Regions from separate parts of the Homo sapiens genome. Here all the other regions are linked to region 3. The links are chromatin contacts, found by Hi-C or POLR2A ChIA-PET in ENCODE. All regions are on one chromosome and are shown on one strand. Each heading gives the region's core, a stretch centred on a gene start or an enhancer-like site at or near the end of the contact. The rest is flanking DNA. Distances are from core to core; before and after follow the strand shown. Region 1 overlaps ZBTB20 (zinc finger and BTB domain containing 20). Region 2 overlaps ZBTB20 (zinc finger and BTB domain containing 20). Region 3 overlaps ZBTB20 (zinc finger and BTB domain containing 20).

Region 1 (3,222 bases), core at 539-3,038, 41 kb after region 3:
CAACGTTTTTGTAACCTTTCTTTTGTGCTATAATTGACATTCTTGGCTCAATCTTTAAAATAATTGCAATTTCAATTAAGTGAACAGAGAAAAACAAAGAGAGGGAACAGGACAATGTGATGGGACCAAATTTGATACAGGTCTGGATTCCTAAAGCCAGTTGTCAAGGTTACCGGAGAAAGTTAGCACTACTCACCCCTTGTTGTTCTTGCCTATCTCTCATTATTACAATTCAAAGAATTAGTAAGTTAACTATACTTCTTTGTGATTAAAGATTTCTCTTCATGCTGCCAAACACTTCTAGAGAAATTGTAGAAACTCCTGACTTCTATACCTAATGTGCTATCCGGGCCCGAGAGGAGTGTACAGAGAGATCACTGAAAATAAAATAATAGTTCAAATTTGAGATAAGATTTTCCTGTAGTTCAAAGTGCTTTATGCATGTTCACAACTAGGGGAATCTTTGAAAACAAAGGCTAGTTACTCTGCTCTTGCTCTCCTTGGGACAAACTTTAATTTGGAACCAGCTGTAGATTTACAGGAGAAAATTCTCAAAGGTATTTTCAGCTGCTAAACTTCTTCTTTAGGCCCGTTGATTTGAACCTCAGTTTTCCTGAGGAGCCTATTGAGATATAAATTAAGGGTAATTTGCATATATCTAATTAAAATTGTTCCTACACTATTGTTGAAAGAATTATGGTTTTCAGAGTAGATGAAAGCAGGGTGTCTTAGTAATCTTCATCATGGCAAACAAAGGTGAGAAGCTGATATGATAGAGAAAATCTATGGTAACTTGATATTTTAAGGTAATTTGAGTGTGCTGACCCCACTATGCTTAATTCCTTTCCCACAATCTATTTTAAACTACACTTTGATTCTCTTGAGACTTACAGCATGCATGTGTGGGTATGAGCAGACAAGCAGACTTACCTTTGGAGGGTGAAGACCCAGACAAACTGAAGAAACGGATTCCTGAGGATGATCAAATACAAATCATTTTTCCAGAATCACTCAATATTGCCACATCCCAAACTAATTCTAGACTAATCTTTAGAAAGAAGTAAGCTCCTTAAGAAATCCTACTATGAATGTTTTTTCTTCTTATGGAATAACACAAGAAGAGGTACAATGCAGACTCTTAATTTTGCTGTAATAATTCACTTTTGTATTTAATAATTGTACTTCTGTGTGAGTGTGTCACTGAGCTATTTGTACCAATTTTCAATTGATCATTCTGAGAGGGGCCTTGAGAATTTCTGTGTATGTGTATGTATATCTGTATTTATGTGTAGTCAGAAAAAAAAAAGAATAGGAGACTAATGAGGTGAGGGAAAAAGTGATCAATGTAGAAAAGTGAGTGCTCCTAGTGTACCTATTTATGTTATGTTAGGTGGCTGCTGCCTGTAGCCCTTGAGGAATAGCTGATTGCACTATTCAAAAATAAAAGCCCAGCACTGTTAAATTTAGGACCGTGTTTCAAGAAACAGGAAAGCTTTATCTTTTTCTGAACCCATTCCCCTTAGCATTAGAGCCATCTGACATGATGAAAACTATTAAGTAAAAACCACTACTGACCTTTACATTAAATAGCTGTTTTCCTCTTCTAAATAATACCCTTGATTTTAACTAGACTACTTCCTTTTATTTTCTGCCTATTGGCTTAATGTTTTACAGAAAATACATAGGTGCATGCTAGTTTCTCTACTTTGAGCTGAAACAAACAGGAGCAACAAAAGAGATGACTCACATAAGTGTGAGATAGACTGAATTTCCCACCTTCGTAGCACTGGTAACCTTTGTAAGAGCTGTTTAGAGTTGAGCTTTGGGTTATAATAGGGCTTTTTTTTGCACTAAATATGACTGCACTGCATTGCACTACTGAAATGTACTTACTTGTGCTGGGAGAGAGTGTGTTACGTATGGGAAAGAAAAAGGCAAATTATGGAAGTAGGAGCATCACTAAAATGCAGAGTTATTTTCATCATGCTTGATCTTAGCAGGGTTGGCGAGAATCTGTGGAATCTCTGTCAACTCTTGATCAGGCCTAGGAACCACCATGCTGATAGGATCTGTTTTCTTACTGTAAAGAAGCTGAGTTAGTACAGCAATTAAGAACATTTAAGAAAAAGTTTACCCAATCTTGTTTCTGACTGAGCTCTCAGTAAGAGTTTTAACAGTGAAGAAGCCAATTGATATGATGTAGAAGTCTTTGCCTTGGCCTCCTCCACAAAGCCCCTTGCTTGTGCACATTTTAGTGTGGCAGAGGGCAGTAGGATGTGCTCCTTTCAAAAACACATAGCCTTGTCCATATTGGAATTACTTTTCAGCCTGATTATGCTTCTCCATCCCTGGGTGAAACCTAGATCAGGCTAACCAAAGAGGAAGGCTATGCATGTGGTAAAGTCCTTTAAGATGACAGATAGGGAACAGTGCAATAAACACTGAAAACCAGTGAAGTGAAAGGTTTATTTTGAAACAAGCTAGGCCAACTTGGACATTGGAGGATGGATTAGAACATACTAGCTGCTCCATCATAGACTATCCTTACTAAGCAGAAGACCTTAATAGTGCCTAAAAGTTTAGTTTTGAAATTGGTTTTTTCCTAACTTTTCTTTGTTAAATTTATTTTTATTATCTTTTTTAATCTTAGAAGTAATCAGAGTTTGACAGCTCTTTAGTAACTGTTAATAAAAGAATCTTTCATCACAGGATAAGCAATAGATTGTGTGGGAAATAATAACACAAGAGTAAAGATGCTGAAGGACTCTTCTGGAACTCAAAGTGACAGTTTTGAAGGTTCTGGCACAGTAGGAAAGGATCACAACCCATATAAATGGCTAATGTTGAATTTCTCTGAACACTGTCACATATGGGGCATCAATTTGGAAAATTCTCAATTGAGGCCCCTTCCCTAAGATTACAACATTGATAACCTGTCTTTTTCTCTCTCTTCTTTACTATCCGTCCAAGTCTACTATTCCAAGTTTAAATATTGTTCAGAAAGTTGTCAGCCTTGTTAGTCAGAAAAACTCCATTTAGAGCCATCCAAACTAGCATAAGAAATTCCTTAAGCACTCAAAGCATTATCTCTGTTTTAAGTAAGAAACTAAATCCAGAGCTTTTAACAGGTACTTAGAAATAAGTATTGGGTAATCACTAAGAGGACATTGACTGCACCAAACCAAAGCTATAGAAAGAAATGATTGACTTTTTAAAATATAT
Region 2 (3,163 bases), core at 308-2,807, 47 kb before region 3:
CTCTTAATGAGAGCTGGAGACATCTTTAATGTAAAGCCATAGATGAGCACATGATTTGATGACAAGAAGCTACTGCACACACAGTTTAGATATCAAGGCAAATGAAGAGCAAGACTTCATATCGCTTTAACAGGTTAAATTAGTCATCTTAAGCTGTTAATACATCAGGCTACTGGGCAGAAAACAGCAGCAGTGTGGTAGCAGAGCTTCAGAAGTAGATAATCCTAAATTCAAATCCCAAATCTGCCATTTACCAGCTGTGTGACCTTTGTTAATTTACTTTTCGTCTCTGAACTTCCCTGATCCTTACTTCTCTCATCTGTAATATGGAGATGATAATAGTTGCTGCAGAGAAGGAGTGGCATAATACAGCTTAGGTAATGTGACATATGTGACTGCAGGTTCAAGAATTTGTGCACCTTCTGGCCCCAGCAGGCTTAATATCAGCACTATAGTTAGTCCCTACTTTCTTACAAGCATGTGATTATAAGAAAAGCCCCTCTGGTTCAGGCTTATGGTCCTTTCAGTTCAGCATTCATTTTCTGATCACAGGGACAGGAAACTGTTATATAAGACACAATTGTCCTTGTTGCTAACTTAAAGAATTAGAGTTATTTTCCTCCAGATAGCCTAGTTTCTCTGAATAACCCACTATGGACTTATCCATGAATTTAGCTAAACCTTTGTGATACTATTTATGTCATCGACCTTTAATGAATTTTATAAGTTGATTGCCTACTGTGTAAAGTAGTTCTTTAGTTTGTCATAAATTGTTTCTTTTGAAAAGTAGTAAGATGACTTCCAGTTCACGTATACTAGAATTTGAAAAAGAAATCCATAGTCAGTTTCCCAGACCTTTTGTTTCTTTATAGACATTTACCATATCCTTGCCTGGATTTTATCATTATAAATAGAAATCTTCATCTTATGTCATGATTATTTTAATTAATACTGAACGTTCTCCTATTCTTTTTATTTATTTATTTTTTGAAGTACTTCATCCAGAAAGTATCCCACCCATGAGTTGCCGTTACCTTTTACTAGAGCTGATCGTAATTTAACTCTCCCCTTCCTCTATCAAAATTACACTCTATGCTCTGGGCTCAAAACAGAATGATCTTAGTGTGACTGCAATTGTATTTAAGCCAAAGTTCAGCTTAGAAACAGCTGGCAAAATGTTCAACAAACTGGACCATAGAGGAAGAATCATAACAAAAAGATGTGATTCCGTTTGTAGCAAAGGGAGAAACTTGTCTTAAGGAAAAGCTAGAGACTGAAGTTTTTGCTCATTTTGGATATCCTAAAGAAGAAGTAGAAGGCGATGTTTTCTGAGCCAATTTGTTCCACTAAAAGTGACCAGAATCAAGTCTAGGTTGGGCTGGCTGCCCTAGGTTGCAGTTAGAGGTTGGGGCTACTGTTTTGACAATGGCAGCAGAAATCTGTGACCAAAAAAAGCCTAAAACTGCTTGCCTCTGTGCTAGCATCGCTAGCATGAAGTAAGATTTGAACTTTAAATGACTCATTATGAGTGGGTGGCAACCTACTGTGGAGTTAGTCTATGAACCCAAGGTCAGCATCCCGGTGAGAAATCCCTTCAGGTTTGAGTGAGCGATACACCCAGTCACACTGAGATGGGAGATCCTTGTCCTCTTCAGCTTTGTCAGAGCATTCCCTGCTTTGTTTCCAATCCTATTTCTGAGGATATTTGGCACACTGCTTGGCTCACACTTGGCACCACTGTCTTCAGAAAATAAATGTCTTACATTTGTACAGTGCTTTATAGAACACTTTCACATAGATTGTCTCAGTTGATCCTCACAACTCTATGGTAACTGTTCATGTTCCCATTTTATGGATGAGGAAAACTGATTGAATTACTTGTGCAAATGGTGTTAGTAAGTTGTAGAGCAGGGACTGGCCTTATGATACTAAGTCTATGTCCTTTCCATGTCACCGCCACAAAGATAGCCAGGTCATTTCTGGACATCTTCCTGAAAATATACCTTGTTTCATTTTCCCCTGAATGTACTGCATTATACTTGCTTGTACTGAAGTTGCCCTGACCTCTTGTGGATGACAGCAAGCCTCATGAGATCATCCTGCAGACTTCGCCTTTTAATACCCCGAATACTAATAACACAATGTTCTACAACTTCCATATCATGTGGAGATGTTCCGTAAGCCTAGCACCAACCTTGCATCTGGACATTCAGTCTCAGAAGAGGTCATTTATCCCAAACTTTTCTTCTTTTTGTAAACTTTCCATATTAAAATCGTCCTTCCACTCCTTAATTTAAATGTGCTTCAATATTATTTTAACAAACTCAGTAGCATCTGTACCTTACATCTTTCTGTACCCTTCCCTCCCTTGTGAGGGAAGAATCCCTGAATGATCCTAGTAAGTTCTGAAAAGCCTTAGCAGGGTAGATAATGGGTAAAGATCATTGTATTTCAGCTCCCTGATCCATTACACCCCTGCCTTTCACCAGCATGCAGAGCGTTGTGTTTTTTTCTAACAGAATAAATTAAATATGAAAGAGAAGGACTAATGTAATTCAAATAAACATGTTAATGACCCTATTTTTCCATTTGGTAACTAGACCGGATGTGGTGGAATGCCAGTTTTTTACTGAGCCTGTAATTTAAAACTTTCAACAAGGACACTTTTTTTCCCTTTTATTTCCATCCTCCATTCCCACCCGCTTTTATTCTTACAGACACTCCTTACTGTCCAATTAGTTTTGGAACATGAAAACTGTCCTCACTGATGCCTGGAGCCATGGGGGACCTGGGATGGTTTCTCTCTGTGGAATGGCTTGTAAGAATCCAGTTTTACTGGTGATGACCCTGCCAGAGCTCTGTGCTGTTGAAGGGTGTGGGGAAGGAGGTGACTGGTGCATCCTGCACCTCCTCTGCACCCCCACTTTGTGTATTTTTGATATTTTGCATGTACATGTTTGCTGTTCTAGGCAGCACTTCAGCATTCAGATTTGGGAATAGAAGAGCTCTCAGTTTGCTTTTAACCCTGTAAGTAGCCATCCATCCCAGCTACATTTTTTATGAGTCAAAGCCATGTTTTAAGAGCTTGTTATCATCCAAACTAAAACCCTCACTAACTCGATGTGTCCCTGGATGACTCCCTAGTTTATTTCTTCCCTTCCCT
Region 3 (3,307 bases), core at 722-3,221:
TCTCTACAAAACAGTTAGCGGGGCATAGTGGTGTGCACTTGTAGTCCAGCTACTTGGGAATTTGAGGTGGGAGGATCACCTGAGCCCAGGAAGTTAAGGCTTCAGTGAGCCATGATCATCCCACTGCATTCCACCCTGGGTGACAGAGTGAGATCCTGTCTCTAAAAAATAAAAAAAGAAGAGAGATTTTCAAATTATAGGGAATGGACTTGTGTGCTCTCTTACCTCAGAATACATTGTAGGAGCTGTACATTTTCCTGTGTGCACCCATCTACAATCTGTCCATTCACCTTAGGTGCCCTTTCACCGTAGCTCCTTCCAGCCGGGATACCCGAAGAGGGCAAAACATCAGATCCTTAGAATGTGCAAACTTCTGTGCTACCATATCAGAGAGCCCTTTGCAAAGACAAATACTTACAAGTAAAGAAATGCATCTTTTATTTTTTTGAAAGTCCGTCGGCTTGATGGCATGAGAGTTGTCTGAAATAATTCAAAACAGAGGTAAACTTAGAAGAGTGAGTTTCACTTCCGAGGAGGATTGCTTGTAATCACCCTGCTTACTTACCTTCTTCTATTCTGAAGCAGTCTGCAGTAGTTGGGAAAAGTGTAATCTTAAGAAATTCAGTAACAGTCACTGGCTCATTGTACCTGGTAAGTTTTCCCCGTGCCGTGGTGCCCACGGTTTTTGGTAATGCATGGAGATAATTTCGGACGTCTGCTTCTCTTAACTCCTGAGCACTTTTGCTTCTCACTGTAGAATTCCAGAGACACATGGGTATGGAACTTGATCTAAAAGCCTCCTAGTAATAGTTGCAGATTAGATTGAAAGCCAAACTAGACTGTACACAAGTCTGTATAAATCCCAAAATAGAGCTTTAAAATAATAACTTACTGAGTCATGATTTCTGCATCTCATATGCAGTATTCCTTAAATCACATGTTGATGGCTAATCAACAAAATCCAAAGACGCAAATTAGATGGTACAATATTTACAGAGAAAATATATGTGTAGTTTGAAAAGCAAGGATTCTCAGGGTTACAGTCCCACCCCCATTCCCCCCAGAAATGATAGCAGTTGCAATCTGAACTCTCCACATTGTAACCAAGAAAGGAATGAATATAACAATGGAAAGAGAGAGATTTAAGATAGAACTTCTTAGTTAAAGGAGTCTGGACCTTCAAGAAATATGTTTAAGAAAGATTCAGAAGAAATACTAGGTAAGATGAATTATTCCTTTTTCTCAAGTAAAATTCTAGCAGCGTACTTGTTAAATGTTTATTTTGGCCAGGTGACAGAATTCAGGAGGGCGGAATCTTGTTTACCTTGTCCACTGCTGAATCCCTAGCACCCAGCAAAGTGCTTACACAAATTAGGAGTAGGTGCTCAGCAAATGTTTGTTGAATGAATAAATGAATGTTGTGGGGAGAATGAAGCTAAAATAATGATGTAGTGCATTTGTAAGCATTATGCCCATTTGTGAAAATATAGGTACTAATTTTTTACCCGATTATTTTTTTCATTCAGCAGACCTACAAAACAAAGTGTATCACAAATACCCTCTGCTTTTCATGCTGGGGAAACAGAAAAGCTTTCTTTTGAATGTAAGCTGCTACATGTTTTAATTCTAATAGCAATATGGCAGGTCAACTTTGTAGTATAATCTGGTGCCTGTTTTTGATAGATACCATGGAAATAGATACTTATTTTCAAGATGCTCAAACAGATGATTAGGCAAAAGCTCTAGCAAACCTTGAAACAACAAAAAGGAAAGGTTTTCCCACTCCCACCTCCCGTTACTGTAACATCCTGCACAGTTTTCTGCAACCCCACATCCTCCTCCTTGTTTCATCTTTTTCCTGGGTCTAATCTTTGTCTAGGGAATACAGCATGTGACTGTCAGTCTAGCAAGGAGATAGTTCTTGAGAAATCCACCCCCTACACACTGTGTTCCCAAGCTCCTCTTACAGGAATGGCATGATTTGATCAGCAGCAGGCAGAGCTGGCCCAGGGAAACAAGAGCTTGGCATAGAAATCTTAGTGCCCTCCTGCTGGAAGGGCCCTCAAGAGAGATGCTTCATGCCCACCCTCCCTCAACTGGCTGGACAGTAGATGGATGTGTAGGAAAACAAATTCCTGGCTGAATGAATAGAGGATTAAATGAATGAGAGATGAGTTCACTCCTCCAGAAGTCCCCGCCATCCCACTTGAATAGAAAGGCTAACTTTGAAGCCACTCTGTTCTCCATGGCACTATTTTATGTATACTCAGCTTTGGAATATGGTTGCCATCTGCTGCCAGTGCTTAGGACTAAGGAAGTATTGGGGTGGGTAGGAGGAGGCTGGGAGGGAAGAAAAGAGACACTTAAAATGAGCTAATGATCTCCTTTGTGTTAGAGCCTAGGTTTCAGAACATCAATCCTGTACTTCAAGAACAAAACACCAGTGTGTCTTAGACCACACCAGGCGCCGGCACATCAGATAAAGCCTGTGCTGTGTGGTGTTTAGCCACCGAGCCTAGAGAAGTTCTAAAAGTGAAATTACAGGTGCAAACTGAGGAAACTAAAAGGAGAAAAGGCCAAGGGTAAAATACAATCAGGAGGGCTCTGCCGATATGTATCTTTGGGGCTACAGTAGTTGAAAAATGAATCTACTAATTAATCAGTTGGATAATACTATAAAAGCAAGGAATTTAAGGATCTTTAGAAGAAATGAGACACTTTTCCATACACTCTGAGCATATTGTGAGCCTTTAGTATAATCTCAGGGTGAAAGTGACCTGGCTATTGTGTATTGCTGTAGACGTAACTGTTGATTAAGTGTTAGAGATTGCTGTACTAGAGGCATGCATGGTGGTCCTTTAAAAACAGAAAAGGCTGTTAAGCTCAGCTAGTAAGACAATCGAACATATCTGAACGGCAGAGAATAGCTCATAGAGCTTCCTAGCTTCCCTGATGTTGTTTGCATAAATTGTTGGGGGATGTTTGTTTGTTTGTTTGAGACAGAGTCTCACTCTGTTGCCTAGGCTGGAGTGCAGTGGCATGATCTCAGCTCACTGCAACCTCCGCCTCCAGGGTTCAAATTATTCTCCTGCCTTAGCCTCCTGAGTAGCTCGAATTATAGGCATGCGCCACCATGCCCAGCTAATTTTGTATTTTTAGAAGAGACGAGGTTTCACCATGTTGGCTAGGCTGGTCTCAAACTCCTAAACTCAAGTGATCCACCTACCTCAGCCTCCCAAAGTGCTGGGATTGCAGGTGTGAGCCAACATGCCTGGTCAAATTGTTGGTTTTGACACAAAATCATATT

What was found. Hi-C counts contacts between places; a loop is a spot of excess contacts on that map. ChIA-PET counts read pairs that join two places held with the same protein, here RNA polymerase II (POLR2A). Pooled maps may share reads with other maps.
Region 1: a map of Calu3 shows a loop between it and region 3 (6-fold over the local background). The contact joins two enhancer-like sites. A Hi-C loop is called at or near these places in 1 of 168 maps with a recorded cell type or tissue (Calu3), 1 of 37 single-sample maps with no recorded cell type and 1 of 50 pooled maps. POLR2A ChIA-PET finds 5 or more read pairs at or near these places in 2 of 52 experiments (activated T-cell and naive thymus-derived CD8-positive, alpha-beta T cell).
Region 2: a map of right cardiac atrium shows a loop between it and region 3 (9-fold over the local background). The contact joins two enhancer-like sites. A Hi-C loop is called at or near these places in 18 of 168 maps with a recorded cell type or tissue (A673, Caco-2, Calu3 and 14 more), 7 of 37 single-sample maps with no recorded cell type and 19 of 50 pooled maps. POLR2A ChIA-PET finds 5 or more read pairs at or near these places in 4 of 52 experiments (AG04450, OCI-LY7, PC-9 and 1 more).

The regions. Positions count from the first base shown.
Region 1 is chr3:114,322,582-114,325,803 of GRCh38, reverse strand. ZBTB20 (zinc finger and BTB domain containing 20) reads left to right here. Exons shown (of 12, transcript NM_001348800.3): 12 at 1-3,222. Among named protein-coding and RNA genes, the nearest start is that of MIR568, 7.6 kb to the right of the region's middle. Within about 2 kb of position 1,788, at least 2 of the 41 ENCODE cell types and tissues checked have a DNase peak (open chromatin) inside an H3K27ac peak, as active enhancers do.
Region 2 is chr3:114,410,930-114,414,092 of GRCh38, reverse strand. All of the region lies in intron 7 of ZBTB20 (zinc finger and BTB domain containing 20), which reads left to right. Among named protein-coding and RNA genes, the nearest start is that of ZBTB20-AS5, 41 kb to the left of the region's middle. Within about 2 kb of position 1,557, at least 7 of the 41 ENCODE cell types and tissues checked have a DNase peak (open chromatin) inside an H3K27ac peak, as active enhancers do; they include gastrocnemius medialis, where a contact is called at or near this core.
Region 3 is chr3:114,364,140-114,367,446 of GRCh38, reverse strand. The region is part of intron 10 of ZBTB20 (zinc finger and BTB domain containing 20); the gene reads left to right. ZBTB20-AS1 (ZBTB20 antisense RNA 1) reads right to left here. Exons shown (of 9, transcript NR_038993.1): 5 at 566-751; 6 at 226-480. Among named protein-coding and RNA genes, the nearest start is that of ZBTB20-AS1, 14 kb to the right of the region's middle. Within about 2 kb of position 1,971, at least 2 of the 41 ENCODE cell types and tissues checked have a DNase peak (open chromatin) inside an H3K27ac peak, as active enhancers do; they include gastrocnemius medialis, where a contact is called at or near this core.